Regions from separate parts of the Homo sapiens genome. Here region 1 is linked to region 2. A link is an interaction called in ENCODE POLR2A ChIA-PET data of the cell type or tissue named here. Cell type or tissue: A673. All regions are shown on one strand.

Region 1 (4,000 bases), 450 kb after region 2:
AGAAATTAAGTAAAATATCCAAAGTTAGTAAGTTAGTAAATAGCAGAGCCAGGATTTGAACCCAACTACTCCGTCTCCAGAGCTTTCATAACTAATCATCACATTAATATCGTCAAATATTTTATCACTCAGTCCTACCACACTGTCTCTAGGTAAGAAGGGTTGGAGTCATAAACTTGTGAAAGAGAGAAAAGAAGGAAGATGAAAACAGTAATTTGAGGCTCTATTCAAATTAGGCAACGACCTAGGCTGTCTATAAGGAAAAGGACAGGTGGGTAAGAGGAAATCCTAATCTCTAAATGTAGAGCACCTCAGTGCTCAGTCATTGCTTCTGTCTTCTTCTTGGTCCCCACTTTCTTCCTGTTAAATGATGACTGTCAATTTATATATCTAGCCAAAACCTCTGCTCAGGGTTTCATGTTCATATATCCAACTACCTCAGTCTATAACTCTACTTGGATGTCTAAGAAAACGTAAAATGAATAAGTTTAAGACAGTACTCTTGATTCTACTATTCCCTCCAAACTTGTTCTTTCCTCCAGTTATCCCATCTCAGTTTAATAGGTGGCACCCCTTATTAAACCCAGGTGCTCAGACCTAAAAGACTAGAAGTCATCCTTGATTCTTCCCTTTCTATCACCCACCAAACCCAATTAATCAGCAAGTCTTGATGGCTTTCCCACTTAATATATGCTAGATCGACCCACATTTCACCATCTCTACTGCTATATTACCCTAATTTAAGCCAGAGTCAAACTTTGCCTAGACAACTCCAACAGCCTTCTAACTGGACCTCAGCCCTCTACTTTTGCAGCCAGAATAATATGGTTATGTTTTTAAAAATATAAATCAGGTCACATTACCTTATGCTCAAATTTCACAACACAAAACAGATCTAAACTCTTTATTATTCATGTTTACAAGGCTTACATGATCTGGACCTTGCTTACTCCTCATTACTCATCTCTTATCACTCCCTTGTACCCCTATTCATTGGTCTTTCTGTTCTCAAATATACCAAGCTGTTTCCCTCTGCCTCAAACACCTTTTAATCAACTCTTTACAGTTAGTTATTTGCTGAGACATCACTTCCTCAGAAAGGTGTTCCTTGACTACTTTACCCAAAATAGACTCCTAAATCTATCCTGCTTCCTTCTTATTTATTCCTAGCCCCTATCACCATCTGAATTTTCTTTTTAAAAAGTTTAATGTGTATGTCTTCTCCAACTAGAATACAAAATCCTTGATAGTTTTATTGAATTAAGGAAAAAACCCTCCATTTATTAAATGGGTGCCAAGAATTGATGAACGCTTTATTATGTTATTCCACTTAATCCACAAAAACAACATGGGGAAGAATTTATTAATCATCTTGCAGGTAAGGGCACTGAAACTCAACGTTACAAGTCAAGGTAAAGCAACTTACCAGTAGTCACACAACTAAGGTAGTGAGTGGCTAAGTTAATATTACAAAGTCAGATCTCTTTTAATTCCAAACACAGGCTGCAAGTGCTCTGTGTTTACCAAGGATTCATTTTTTAAAACTTCATAAAGAACCACTTCTAAAGTGCTTCTAGGTGCTCCCAAGACTATGGGACCACTGGATAAGCTAGGGTCCATCTCTTTAAACTGGCCAGCTGATGAAACTGGATTTAAGAGTGGAGCTGCAGGCCGGGCACAGTGGCTTTCACCTGTAATCGCAGCATTTTGGGAGACTGACGCAGGAGGATCACTTCAGCCCAAAATTTAAAGACCAGCCTGGGCAACACAGTGAGACCCTGTTTCTACAAAAAATACAAAAAATTAGCTGGGTGTGGTGGTGTGTGCTTGTAGTCCCAGCTACGTGGAAGGCTCATGCAGGATGACTGCTGTAGCCTGGGGATGTCGAGGCTGCAGTGAGCTATGATTGTGACGCTGCATTCCAGCCTGAGTGACACAGCGAGACTCTGCCTCAATACATACATACATACATGTGGAGCAGCAGGACTATAATCTAATCATAGTCCATGCCCTCTGGTGGCAGGTAACAGAAGAGCATTCACACCAGGAATTGATCAGTGACAGAAACATACAAAGGATTCCTTTGAAGTTACTGTATATACTAAAGCATGTGACCAAATTTGCTGGGTAAGCAGTTTACACTGAGATCGTGACTCACTTGACTAGGGGCCTCATTAAAGGCTAGCTTCTACTCCAGCTCAGTGACTCTCAAACTTGGACTGGAATCCCCTAGGGAACATTAAAGAATACATCAGATCCACTCCCAGAAATCCCTATTTAACTGATCTGAAGTTAAGGCCTAGACCCTGAAAATTTTAAGAGCTCCCTAGGTGATTTTAACAGGTAGCCAAGTTTGAGAACTATGCTCTAGACAGCCCTCTTTAGAAGAAACAATCACAGTATTAAGTAGAAGAATCAGTCAGTAATAACAGGGAGCTGTGAGGAGAAGAGTGGCAGCTTTGAGATAACTGAGGAGAATCATTCTACTCTACTACATGTTTTATCCTTGGAGGACTCCACTGCAAAAGAGTAATATCCCTTATGAGAACAGAACACACATACGTATACATATACACCATGCAAGATTTTAATGGAAAAGGATGCTCTTCCAGAGCAATGTTTTCCAAATATAGACCAGTTGTGTCAGTATCTCAGGAGAGCCATTTTGCCATGCAGAATCCCAAGCCCCATTACCTAGAGCTTCTGATTCAGCAACTCTAGAAAGAAGTCCAGAGAAGGCCTGGGGAACATGGACACACAAACATATGTACAATTATATATAAATAATTTTATTTTTTTAATTTTATTTTGAAAAGTTATAAACCTAGAGAAAATAGCAAAAACTATATAATGAACAATTATGTACCCTTCAACTAGATTCAACAACTATTACCATTTTCCCACATCTGCTTTTCATCTACATATATTAATGCTTCCACCCCTGAACTATATGAAAGTTGGAGATGTTACGACACTTCACCCCTAAATATATCAGTATATTTGAAAAAAGACATTCCCCTACAAAATTGCAGTATTATCACACTCAGGAAATTTAATTAAAAATATTCTCATTTGTCCCTAAAATGTTCTTTAAAACTGTTGATTTTTAAATACAGGATCCAATCAAGAATCACATACTGCAATTGGTTGTCATGTTTCTTCAGTCTCCTTTAATGTAGAATTCATGTATAATAGTCCTGTTGCCTTTTGTTTGCTTTGTATGACACTGACATTTTTGAAGAGTCTGGATTGTTTTACAGAATGTCCCACAGTTTGGACTTCTTCTGATCGTTTCCTCATAATTACATTCATGCTGAAGAGCTTATTTATTTATTTATTTATTTATTTATTTATTTTGAGACAGGGTCTTTCTCTGTTGCCCAGGCTGGTGTGCAGTGGTGCAATCATGGCTCACAGCAGCCTTCAACTCCTGGGCTCAGGTGATCCCCCTGAGCAACTAGGACTAAGGGTGTGCACCACCACACCTGGCCAATTTTTCTATTTTTTGTAGTGATGGGGGACTTGCTATATTGCCCAGGCTGGTCTTGAATTTCTGGCCTCAAGTAATCATTCCGCCTCAGCCTCCCAAAGTGCTGGCTCTGATTACAGGCATAAACTGCTAGGCCTGGCCTGCTAAAGAGATTTGATAAAAAATATTATACAGGTGATGTGGAGTATTTCTCATTGCAATACTGCAGGAGGCACATAATGTCAGTTTGTCTAATTACTGAAGATACAAAATTTGATCACATGTTAAGAGGTGATTGACAGTGTTCTTCACTGTAATTTCCCTTTGTAATTTACAGGCAATCAGTGGAGAGAAACTTTGAGACTGTGAACATCCTATTCCTCAGTATGTTTTTTTACCTAATAGTTTAAGCATTTATTGGTTACTCTTGCCTGACTCAATTATTAAAATAGTTGCAAAAAAGTAATTTTCTCTCATTCCTTCTATATATTTTTTTTAGACAGGGTTTTGCTTTGTCCCCCAGGCTGAAAT
Region 2 (4,000 bases):
GCTGCCATGGAATACACAGCAAGAAGGCCCTTGCCAGGTGTGCACCCCTAAACCTTAGACTTACCAGGCTTTAGAGCTGTAAGAAATATATTTCTATACCTTATAAATTACCTAGTTTCAGATATTCTGATATAGCAGCACAAAATGAACTAAGACAACCTAGCACAACAATCTAAGATGGGCTGATTCGAGGCTTTATTGAACCAAGGAAGAGAAAGACATTGTTGTCCCAGGCATGGCGCCTCACACACAAAACCCCAGAACTTCGAGAGGTCAAGGTGGGAGGATCAGTTAAGCCCAGGAGCTCAAGACCAGCCTGGACAACAGTGAGACTTTGTCTCTACGAAAGGAAAAAAAATTTTTTTTAATTAGCCAAGCATGGTGGTGCATGCCTGTATTCTCAGCTACTTTGGAGGCTGAGGTGGGAGGATCATTTGAGCCTGGGAGGCAGAGGTGGCAGTGAGCCAAGATCGTGCCATGCCACTGCACTACAGCCTGGGTGATAGAGTGAGACCCTGTCTCAGGAAAAAAAAAAAAGGAAAGAAATTGTCAGGTGGCAGAAGGAGTTGAAGTAGAGAAGTCAGAGACAGCCAGGTATGGTGGCTCATGCCTGTAATTCCAACCGGTTGGGAGGCTGAGGCAAGTGGATCACTTGAGTCCAGGAATTCATGACCAGCCTAAGCAACATGGCAAAGCCCTGTCTCTACAAAAAATATAAAAATTAGGCTGGGTACGGTGGCTCATGCCTGTAATCCCAGCACTTTGGGAGGTTGAGACAGGAGGATCACCTAAGGTCAGGAGTTCGAGACCAGCCTGGCAAACATGGTGAAACCCTGTCTCTACTAAAAATACAAAAATTAGCCAGTCGTGGTGGTACACACCTGTAATCTCAGCTACTCAGGAGGCTGAGGCAGGAGAATCACTTGAACCTGGGAGGCGGAGGTTGCGGTGAGCTGAGATCGTGCCATTGCACTCCAGCCTGGGAAACAAGAGTGAAACTCCATCTCAAAAAAAAAAAAAAAAAAAATTAGCCAGGCATAGTGACACATGCCTGTAGTCCCAGCTACTTGGGAGGCTGAGGCAGGAAGATTGTTTGAGCCCAGGATGCAGAGGTTGCAGTGAGTGATGATCGTGGCACTGTACTCCAGCCTGGGTGACAGAGCAAGACCCTGTCAAAAAAAAAAAGTCATAGACAAGTAGGTCTTGGCCAGGAAAGCCATGTGCAGGCCCAGAGAAGTAGGATCAGAGACCAAGAGAAGGCAGAAGCCTGACTGTAGGTAGAGGGGGAAGGAGCAATCCTATCCAGTGATGAGGAGTGGTGAGAAGATAGAGAATAAATAGACCAGTGAGTCCTAGACCTCTATCCTTCATCCTGCCTTTCAGTTCCAGTCTTTACAAGAAACTCCTTTGTACTTGAGCTAAATTGGGTGGGCTTCTGCAGCCCAATGAGCCTGACTCTACTGTGTTATCTTGGCAAGTCCCTGCCCCTCTCTGAGCCTCGGTCTGACTAGATTGTCTCTAAAGTCCTCTCCAGGTCAGTGTTCTTTCTGAACACTGTGTAGAGGGGATGGTTTTTAGGTTGTTGGCACCTGAGTTCAGTATTAGTTACAGAGTGCCCCTGACATCCTGGCTCCCAAAATAGCGTGGTGGCTGGTTAAAGAGCCTGTTAGAGGATCCAACACCCACCTGGCTTTGAACCTGAGACCCGCTGATACAATTCGACTCCTCCTTCGATTGTATCTTTTGTTGGATCACAAAGGAACTGAGGAACCAGGGCTGGTGTTTCTCCAGTGTCTTTTGGCTCCTGAATGCCCTACGTACCCCCTTAATACTTTTCTGGACCCACTTCAGCATTTCAGAGGATTTCAGTGCCAAATCTGCTCTAAAAAAAAGTGCCACTCCAGGAAGAATTTGAACAAAAAAAGTTTCCTTCTTTGGTATTAAGATTTCCTGCCTTCCAGCTGTTTGGCTCTGAGCCTGTGCCCTGCCTTCATCCTCCTAAGCTAACAACTATGTTGATAATAATACTCCCTTGCTTTTGTATGGTGTTTTGCACTTTTCAGAGCATTTTAACACTTATCATCTTACTTGATGAAAAAAACTCAGGCAGGATGGACAAGAAGGAGAGGCAGAGGATAATACCTGGATAATATCTATCACTTCTCCCATTCCCTCTACCCCCTTAGGACAATTTATTTTCAAATAATGTAAAATAAATTATTCCTATGCCTTTTTTAAAAACAGGTGGAATTTTTTTTTTTTTTTGAGATAGAGTCTCTCTCTGTCACCCAGGCTGGAGTGCAGTGGTGCAATCTCAGCTCACTGCAACCTCTGCCTCCCAGGTTCAAGTGATTTTCCTGCCTCAACAACCTGAATAGCTGGGATCACAGGTGTGCACCACCATGCCCAGCTAATTTTTTAAAAATTATTTTTAGTAGAAATGGGGTTTCACCATGTTGGCCAGGCTGGTCTCGAACTCCTGACCTCAGGTGATCTGCCCGCCTCAGCCTCCCAGAGTGCTGGGATTACAGGTGTGAGCCACCGTGCCGGCCTAATATAAGGTGGAAATATTGAGATTGAACTTGATTAAGTGACTTGCCCAAGGTCACAAAGCAGGTTGATGGCTCAGTAGGATCTATAAGGCTTACAATCAAGGATCACACTTGGCCGGGTGCGGTGGCTCATGCCTGTAATCCCAGCACTTTGGGAGGCCAAGGCAGGCGGATCACGAGGTCAGGAGATCGAGACCATCCTGGCTAACACGGTGAAACCCCGTCTTCACTAAAAATACAAAAAATTAGCCAGGCATGGTGGCGGGCGCCCGTAGTCCCAGCTACTTGGGAGGCTGAGGCAGGAGAATGGCGTGAACCCAGGAGGCGGAGCTTGCAGTGAGCTGAGATCACACCACTGCACTCCAGCCTGGGTGACAGAGCGAGATTACATCTCAAAAAATAATAAATAAATAAATAATTAATTAAAAAAAAAGGATCACACTTAATGTTTATAGTCATTTTCTCAAGACCTGCCCAACCCTATTTTGCACACTGCTAGCCAAGGCAAGGGACCTTGAAGAAAAGTCGTGTTCTTGACATGTATGCCCCTTTGGTGCCTGCAGGGATCATTCATAATCTTAACCTGTACCCTCTACAGAGACTTAGCTGTCCCACAGTGGCTTGCGAAGCACCAGGAGGTCACAGAAGTAAGCTAGGTTGGATGTAATGTTTTCAATACTGTTCCTTGGGTAATGGCAAGAATAAATTCTGTTGGAAAACACTGTTTTCTTGTTTTTCTTATGGAACACTTGGCAGAAGACAGAAAAGGTTGAGAACCATCAGTCTATCCCTCCCTCAGTATCTCTAAAAAAAAGGAAGCAGGGCCAGGTGCGGTGGCTTATGCCTGTAATCCCAGCACTTTGGGAGGCCAAGGCGGGTGGATCACTTGAGGTCAGGAGTTCAAGACTGTCCTGGCCCACATGGTGAAACCCCGTCTCTACTAAAAATACAAAAATTAGCTTGGTGTAGTGGCGCACGCCTGTAATCCCAGCTACCTGGGAGGCTGAGGCAGGAAAATCGCTTGAACCTGGTAGGTGGAGGTTGCGGTGAGCTGAGATTGCACCACTGTGCTCCATCCTGGGTGACAGAGTGAGACTCCATCTCAAACAAACAAACAAAAAAAGGAAGGTAATAGTCTCTTTCTCTCCTCCCTCCCTAAACTCTACTCTGCAGCAAGGACATCCTTCCCCGGCCCCTCTGTTTTGGGCCTCCTTGCCAACTGTGCTCATTGCTGCATTCCCACCTGGTCATTCCAGAGCCCATCCCTCTCAGCCACAACATGGAGTCAAGTTATCTTGGGAGGCAAGCAGTAAGCTCTCCATAACACAGTTCTAATAGCTGGGGACAGGTGAGGAAGCAGAAGGGAGTAGCAGCTTTCCCTGTGCTTGCTCCAGAGTCGGCGCTCACCCCTTGCCCAGTGCCTCAGCTGAAAGCTTAGCGGGCAGCTC

The links. ChIA-PET counts read pairs that join two places held together with the same protein. Peaks named below come from ENCODE experiments on the same cell type or tissue, not always from the same donor. Only the 100,000 strongest peaks of a DNase experiment are listed, where the experiment ranks them.
Region 1: POLR2A ChIA-PET joins it to region 2 with 6 read pairs; 2 of 35 experiments call an interaction of 5 or more read pairs at or near these places.

Annotation. Positions count from the first base shown.
Region 1 is chr1:41,121,269-41,125,268 of GRCh38, forward strand. The region is part of intron 6 of SCMH1 (Scm polycomb group protein homolog 1); the gene reads right to left. Among named protein-coding and RNA genes, the nearest start is that of SLFNL1, 100 kb to the left of the region's middle. In A673, a CTCF peak has its summit at 2,013 (motif pointing left); a DNase peak (open chromatin) is centred at 2,113; H3K27ac peaks cover 424 bases.
Region 2 is chr1:40,674,752-40,678,751 of GRCh38, forward strand. It overlaps a transcript of RIMS3 not described here. Among named protein-coding and RNA genes, the nearest start is that of RIMS3, 11 kb to the left of the region's middle. In A673, no CTCF peak of the experiment used is centred here; a DNase peak (open chromatin) is centred at 1,960; H3K27ac peaks cover 994 bases.